2 separate regions of the Homo sapiens genome follow, and region 1 is linked to region 2. A link is a loop called in an ENCODE intact Hi-C map of the cell type or tissue named here. Cell type or tissue: dorsolateral prefrontal cortex. All regions are shown on one strand. Region 1 overlaps LINC02177 (long intergenic non-protein coding RNA 2177). Region 2 overlaps LOC105371075 (a long non-coding RNA gene).

Evidence for each region. Hi-C counts contacts between places; a loop is a spot of excess contacts. Peaks named below come from ENCODE experiments on the same cell type or tissue, not always from the same donor. Only the 100,000 strongest peaks of a DNase experiment are listed, where the experiment ranks them.
Region 1: a loop joins it to region 2, with 2.6 times the contacts of the local background. A loop is called at or near these places in 3 of 110 quality-filtered maps.

Annotation. Positions count from the first base shown.
Region 1 is chr16:9,371,318-9,375,317 of GRCh38, forward strand. All of the region lies in intron 1 of LINC02177 (long intergenic non-protein coding RNA 2177), which reads left to right. Among named protein-coding and RNA genes, the nearest start is that of LINC02177, 18 kb to the left of the region's middle. In dorsolateral prefrontal cortex, a CTCF peak has its summit at 1,798; a DNase peak (open chromatin) is centred at 1,834; H3K27ac peaks cover 990 bases.
Region 2 is chr16:9,295,515-9,299,514 of GRCh38, forward strand. LOC105371075 (a long non-coding RNA gene) reads left to right here. Exons shown (of 2, transcript XR_933060.2): 2 at 1,906-2,460. Among named protein-coding and RNA genes, the nearest start is that of LINC02177, 58 kb to the right of the region's middle. In dorsolateral prefrontal cortex, a CTCF peak has its summit at 2,180 (motif pointing right); a DNase peak (open chromatin) is centred at 2,167.

The DNA.
Region 1 (4,000 bases), 76 kb after region 2:
AAGTGCCCATGGATTGAGTGGCTAAAGAAAAACGTGGTATATATACACCACGGAATATGACTCAGCCATTAAAAGGAATGAAATCATGTCTTTTGCAGCGACTTGGATGGATCTGGAGGCCATTATTCTAAGTGAAGTAACACAGGAGTAGAAAACCAAAAACCGCATGTTCTCACTAAAAGCGGGAGGTTGAGCTATGAGTACGCAGAGGCATACAGAGTGGTATAATGGACTTCAGGGACTTTAAAGTGTGAGAGTGTAGGGGGGCCAGGGATGGAAAAAACCTACACGTTAGGTACAATGTACACTACTTGTGTGATGAGTGCACTAAAATCTCAGAATTCATCACTATATAATTCATTTATGTAACCAAAAACCACTTGTACCCCAAGAACTATTGAAAATAAATAGATAAAAAATTAAAAAGTGTGCTGTAAAAGAAATTAAAAGCAGCTTAACTAATGACACATTATTTCTCACGTAACAGAACTCGAGAGGAGTTGGATCCAGGGTTGATTCCATGGCGCCTGGGCTCCGCATCAGCCTCTCTTAGCCTTTTTTGCCTTCTCCCTCTCGGAGCCAAAATAGCTGCTGCTGCACCGTCATCACGTCTTTCATGTCAGTGTCCAGAGCAGTAAGGCAGTTCGAGAATGGCTGTTGGGTGGCAATCACAAATGTCTGGGGCATGTGCCATGTGCTAGTCATTTTTCTAGGTGCTGATGTTTTGCTTCTTCTAATCCTGAGCAACATACTCTGGGAAGGTGTCATCTTTGAGATGTTAAGTGATTTGTCTAAGGCCATAAGCTAGTAAGTGGCATGATGGGAATTTAAGTCTAGGTTTACCTGACTCCAAAAAGTCTGTGTTCATTCTACCAAGATCTAGCAGTGTCTAGATCAGGGTTTCTCAATCTGAGCACTATTGACATTTTGTGCTGGACAGTTCCTTGTTGTAGGGGGCTGTCCCATGCATTGCAGGATGTTCAGCAGCTTCTGTAGAACCTATCTATTAGATGCCAGTAGCACCCCCTCAGCTGTGACAATCAAAAATGCCCCCACACATTGCCAAATGTTCAGATGCTGCAAAAATCACCTGCAGTTAAGAGCCATTGCCCTATGGAGTACTCTTTCTGTCAAGGCTCAATATAAAATTGCATAAAGCTGGACGCGGTGACTCACACCTGTAATTCCAGCAATTTGGGAGGCTGAGGTAGGCACACTTGAACTCCTGAGTCCAGGAATTCAAGCTGGGCAACATGGCGAAATCCTGTCTCTACTAAAAATACAAAAAATTAGTCAGGCGTGGTGGTGTGCGCCTGTAATCCCAGCTTCTCAGGAGGCTGAGGTGGGAGAATTGCGTGAGCTCAGGAGGGCAAGACTGCAGTAAACTGAAATTGTGCCACTGCACTCCAGCCTGATCAACTGGAGTGAGATCCTGTTAAAAAAAAAAAAAAAAAAAAAAAAAAAAAAAAAAGCCTGAGTCCTGAGCCTTTAACCTGGTGACCAACATGCTCCCTGCTCTGGCACTCAGTATGGAGTTTTCAAAATACATTCTCTAATTTGGTATGATTGATGGCTGTAGAGGGGGTGAGTGAGAGATAAATGGACCACAAACAGGCTGGCTATTGACACTATGTCACAGTGACACTGCTGAGGGATGTTTTATAGGTTAACTCTTAATTTTAACCTTCACATCAATCTCACGACACAAGTACTATCCTTCCCCCCGATCTTTAGATGAGGAGAATGAATTGAGAGCCATGAAGTTACTTGCTCGAAGCTACACAGCTGGAGTGTGGCCCATGGCAGAGTCTGTCTGCAGAGGGCCCCCTCAAGCCTTGCTGTCTCCATAGCACCTCTGTGCGTGAGTTACTGTCAGCTCTGATTTTCAAAGAGGAAACATGCGAGAAGACACTCAGTCCCAAATTAGTGCTTTGAATAATTCACAAGGCACTTTCAGGTGTTCAGGCCCGGGGACTTTCAGGAGACCTGGTGTTATGGACTGAAAGTCTGTGTCTTCCCAAAATTCATAGGTTGAAGCCCTAACCCCCAGTGTGATGTTGTTAGGAGGTTGGGCCTATGGGAGGTGATAAGGTTTAGATGAGGTCATGAGTGTGGGGCCCCCATGGTGGGGGGGGCGGGATTAGTGTTTTCATAAGAAGAGGAAAAGAGACAGACTCTTCCTCTGTCTCCACCACGTGAGGACACAGCAAGAAGGCGGCTGTCTGCAAGCCAGGAAGAGAGTCTTTATCAAAACCCAATCCTCCTGGCTTCCTGATCTTGGACTTCCTGCCCTTCACAATAAGTGCCTGTTGTTTAAGCCACACATTCATGGTGTTTTATTATAGCAGCTTGAGCTGACTAGGGCAGTTGGTAACACAGATGAGTGACTGCAGGAGATTGGTTAATGCCAGGGCAGTGCCACACCTCATGGTCCAGGAGGGAGCAAAGGCAGAGGTGCCCCTGCTATGATGCCTGCTTGCTTACAGATTGTCTTCTTCAATCTATTCTGCACACGACTATCTACAAACAGAGAGCCCGCCAAACCAGGCGGCTGCTTAAAACCCTTCAGCGGATACTCAGTGCCGCCTGGGTAAAGCGTCTAGAACCTATCACACTCATATTTTTAATTACTTGTTGTCCATTTGTTTAATAGTGTAATGGGCATCCAGGCCCAGGGACTGGACCATACCTACGCCTCCAGCTCACTCACTTGCACCATCATAATCGTTGTGTTCCTGAGAGCAGCCTTGTTTCTCTTGGTGCCTTTGTGGATGGATGGTGGTGCTGCTGTCTGAATGCACAGCCCTATCAGTCCACCAGACAGATCCCTATTTGTCCTTTAAATATTTGCTGAGTCTCTCGTGTAGACTTCCCGGAGTCTCCTCTCCCTGATAGTTAATCTCTTCCTCCTCTGTGATGCATGCTTTCCTTGTACACGCATCTGTGTATTTTCTTTTTCCACGTTGAGTCACTCCACTGTTTCCGTCTGCCATTTGCCTGTCTCCTCCAACATGCATGCCTTCAACAAGTATTTGTTGAGCTCCTACCATTCCTGGGTACTGTGCTGGGGGCTAGAGATGCAGCTGATAACAAAACGGAGATGGGAGGTTGTCTCTGTTTTCGTGAAAACTGCAGCCTATTTGGAGGAGCCAGCATTAAACAAACAAGTAAAAAGTAATTAAAACTATGAATGTGATAGGTTCTACAAAGGAAAAGCTTACTAGGAGTGCCTCCAAATTTCCTTGTATCACTGTAGTCCAGTGGTTCTCAGCAGAGGGCAACTTTGCCTGCCAGGGAATATTTGGCAGTGTCTGAAGATATTTTGGGGGAATAGGTGCTCCTGGCATCTGGTGAGATGAGGCAGAGCTGCTGCTAAATACAGTGTATAGGACCGCACAGGACCACAATGATCTGGCCCCAGATGTTCACAGTGTGGAGATTGGGAGACCCTGCTGTAACCCCCTTCCCCAGCATAATGTCCTGTAACAGATACACCAAAAATGCTTGCTGAATAAATGGGTGAAGAAAGGAAGTCATTCAGTTGTGGTGGCCAGAGATGCCAGTGCTTCTTAGATGAGCACCTGTGAATGATTTCTCCAATCTTTGCATGGTGGGGCAGGACTTGTGTCATCGCAGGTATGGGGCTGGGTCGCTTGCACAAATACCCATGCTCAGAAAGGCCCCAGCTTGGTTGAATGCTCTGCAAAGGCCATCTTGAAATTTGTAGTAATTTTTGCGAAAGGGTCCTGCATTTTCACTTTGCACTGGGTCCCATAAATTATGTAGCTGGTTCCAGGGTGGGGTGTGTGAGGAAGGGGGCAAATAATGAAACCTCTGAGCAGGAGGTTAAAAGAGGGAGGTGACAGTGAAGCCTCCAATGAGAGTAGCGGAGGTGTATAACCCTCTCTGTGATGTCTCAGGTCTGAACCCAGAGTCTGGAGCTTAAAATTTTAATTTAATTTTTTATCTTTTTTTTTTTTCTTTTTTTGAGACAGGGTCT
Region 2 (4,000 bases):
TGCCACCATACCCAGCTGACTTTTCTAGTTTTAGTAGAAACGGGGTCTCACCATGTTGGCCAGGCTGGTGTCGAACTCCTGACCTCTAATGATCCACCCGCCTCAGCCTCCCAAAGTGCTGGGATTACAGGTGTGAGCCACTGTGCCTGGTCTACAGGAAATAATTAAAAAAAAATTAACTAGGTATGGTGGCATGTGTCTGTAGTCCTAGCTACTCAGGAGAATCACTTGAGCCTGGAAGTTTGAAGCTGCAAGTGAGCTATGATTGTGTTACTGCACTGCAGTCTGGGTGACAGAGCCAGATCCTGTCTCTAAAAAAAAATAATAAAAAATAAATAAAAAAAAAAATGAGGGGAAAAGCAAATATCCAGATGATTCCCTCCACCCCCAAAACAAACTGATTTGTCCTTAAGAATCTTATTTTATTTTTAAACACTTTGGGATTTTAAAAATAGAATTCCCCTGATGATTCTCTCACTTAAAGACTTGCATTTAGATCAAGTAACTTCAAGTGTCCAGGCACCAGAAATACTGCTCAGAACCATATATTTCCCCTCCAACATGCAGCATAGGTGTCAGTCTCATAAATAGGGGGAATGCCAGATGTGCCCAAGTATGGACTTAGCCAGTACAAAAGCGCAAATATATCGGACACGCAGACTTAGACAGGTTTGCTACATAACCAGAGAGATCACTGGATTTACTCAGTTCCAAATGAGCAGCTCCCCTTTTAAGCTTCTTCAAGCTTGGCATCTGTGGGACTTTGTAAATCCCCAGCAGAGCTCAGGGGAAGTGGTCCTGAATTGTTTAACAGCCACAGCAATTACTTTGTTTTATACACGACATTCTTACCTCATCCATCTGGGAGGACAACAGGTGGAGCAACTAAAAAAAAAATTGTGTGAGTGCTTGAGTGGCTCCAAGTTGAATATTAAACAGAAACCCTCAGTGCCCCACGATTCTGGAGATTGGTGTGCATTTGTGATATACAACAGAAGTCAAATCAATATTCAACCAGAGAAACAAATCAGGAGTGAACAGTTTCATACTTAGTCAAGTGTGCTGAGCTCTCCAAGGATGTAGAAAAGAAAGATTTCCTCGGTCCTCTGTGCATGCCCCAAAGGACATCTAAAATCTTCCCAAGGTTAACACCAGAATAAAAGAGACCTTTGGCAATTGTGATATTGTGAGAATTTCCATTCGATAAAGATAATGGAATTTTTAAAGTACTTCTTGGTTGCTATTAGGTCCATGCTGGGAAAATGATGGAAAAAATCCAGTAAAAATATTTTTTTAATATTAGTGGGAAATAATATAGAGAAAAAGAAAATCCCCCGCTAATGAGGAACAATCTAATTTCTGGAAATGGCCACTGTGTTGGATAGATTTTCTGTAATTTCGATTATTGGTATGATTGATTAATCTTGGGATGGCCAACAAGAATGTAAAGAGTTGTCTGGTCACAGATTCTTTTTTTTTTTTTTTTTAATTTTATTGTACTTTAAGTTCTGGGATACATGTGCACAATGTGCAGGTTTGTTACATAGGTATACACATGCCATGGTGGTTTGCTGCACCCATCAACCCGTCATCTACATTAGGTATTTCTCCTAATGCTATCCCTCCCCTAGCCCCCCACCCCCCGACAGGCCCTGGTGTGTGATGTTCCCCTCCCTGTGCCCATGTGTTCTCATTGTCTGGTCACAGATTCTAGGGAATGGGAGATTGAGAGTACATCAGTTTATGCCTTTTTCAGCATCTCGTCTTATCTCACTTTGTAAATTCTATGAGCTGAAGGAAAGGTCATGTGTCTCTTCTTTTAGGACACAGTCCAGTCCAGGTATCTGAGTGGTCACCCCATGTCTGTGTGTCTCCTGAAATGGCGATGTCTTGTGGGGTTTCTAGTTGCAGGTGCCATCAGAATTTGGAGGCCAAAAAAGTAATGGTGGTGGTCCAAGGTGGACATCTGTCAAATGGGTAGTTTGAAAGATGGATTCAGGAGCTGAGATGCTGTGTCTATTATGGATGTTGAGACAGAGAATCATGTTATCTAACTTTTGGGAAGAGTGGAAAACGTCATCTCGTCCCACAACTGCCAGGAGCGATGCAATGGAGGATTCGAAATCACGTGCCGCGACAAGCTAGAGTTACTCCTCCAAGCCACCAGGTGTCACTGGTGTGCCAAGGCGGCAACGAAGCCAAGTTTTCCCGGTGGATGCGGACACTGGAAACCAGCAATCCTTTTAGTTCCCCAACCTGGTTGCCCATCAGAATTCCTTGAGAAATTTAAATAATAATTCTTGGAAATCACTTCAGACCCACTGAATCAATCGAGGCCCAGAAGTGAGTATCTAAAAAAAATTGTTATATGGAAATTGTCATTATTTGGGATGTGTGTGCTGGGGGATTGCTGCTGTATATTATATCTCTATTTAAATAAATGTCCCAGGTGATTCTGTAGTTGCAGCAGGTGTTTGGAAAAATGGAACCAATTTCTTTAACAAAGAAGAAGACTAATTTTCCAAGAGTTGAGGGACTTGCTTAATGCCACCCAAGACAGAGCCATGCTTAGAGGCTGGGCACCTCAACTCAAGTGGGGTCCCTTCCCTCTAGGCAGGGCTGCAGCTCCTAAAGTAGTTCCGGAGACTTCTGGGAAGTTTTGTGCCCTCTCTTGCACTCCCCCCCCCGCCCCCACCAAGCCCAAAAGACACATCCACAGAAGAACTGGTTTATTTGGCAGAATATAATCTTCTTATCCTCTCTGATAGCTCTCCTCCCACCTCATTCTCCAGAGCTCCCACATACAGAGGTCTGATCCCCCTCCTCCAGGTGAGTGATCTCCATGGGCAATTGGACAAAGCAGAATGGCCTACGCTCTGGCACAGCTGATGGGTTAACATGTAACATTTATTGAGCATCTAGTACGTGCCAGGCACTTTCCCATCCATTTGAATGTCATATCAACATTCTGAGAACTACAAATTATTATTTCAATTTACCAAATGAACAGACAGGCTCAGAGAAGTGAAGAAACTCAATCAAGATCACAAAGCTCAGAATTACAGAGATTCAAGCCCAGGTATTTTTTTTTTTTTTTTGAGATGGAGTCTTGCTCTGTCGCCCAGGCTGGAGTGCAGTGATGTGATATCCCCTCACTGTAACGTCTGCCTCTCAGGTTCAAGTGAGTCTCCTGCCTCAGTCTCCCGAGTAGCTGTGACTACAGGCGTACACCATCACACCCAGCTAATTTTTGTATATTTAGTAGAGATGGGGTTTCGCCATCTTGGCCAGGCTGGTCTTGAACTCCTGACCTCAAGTGAACCACCTACCTTGGCTTCCCAAAGTGCTGGGATTACAGGTGTGAGCCACTGTGCCTGGCCTCAAGCCAGGGCTTTTGGGCTTCAAAGCCATATTAATCATCATCATACGGGGTCCCCATAACTCTCCCATCACATCCAAAGAATTTCAGCTATTCTCACCTAGTTTAGAAACTAACCCACTCTCCGGGTTAAAAAAAAATAAAGTCTGTGAGTGTCTTTTTCAGGTGAAAGTAAGATCCAGGGATATTATTTAATACTTTATAAAATTTCCTAAAATATTGAGGTTTGAAGGAAATAAACTATACAGCAAACTTAGTGCACAAATCATCACTTTTCTCTGGTGGATCTCAAAGAACTTTTAAATCAGAGAATTCTTAACTGGGAGTAGACCTTGGTGAGGTCGGCATTAGTGTTAATGAAGTCTTTCATGTTCTTGACATCCGAGACATTTTCCCGAGGATGGAGGTCAAGTCCTGGCATTTGTAATCAGTTGATAAAAGACATGTGTGCACAGCCACATGGGAAATTTATGAATATTATCAAATAACGATGTAGGGTATAATTAAGGTTGAGCTATTAAGTACTAATTAATTAAGCTGTCATATTTTAATCAAGGAATTGATTGTTTCTGTATAGAGCTCTGATGGTTCCGCATCTTTGCAAAGCTCTGGAACCCTGAT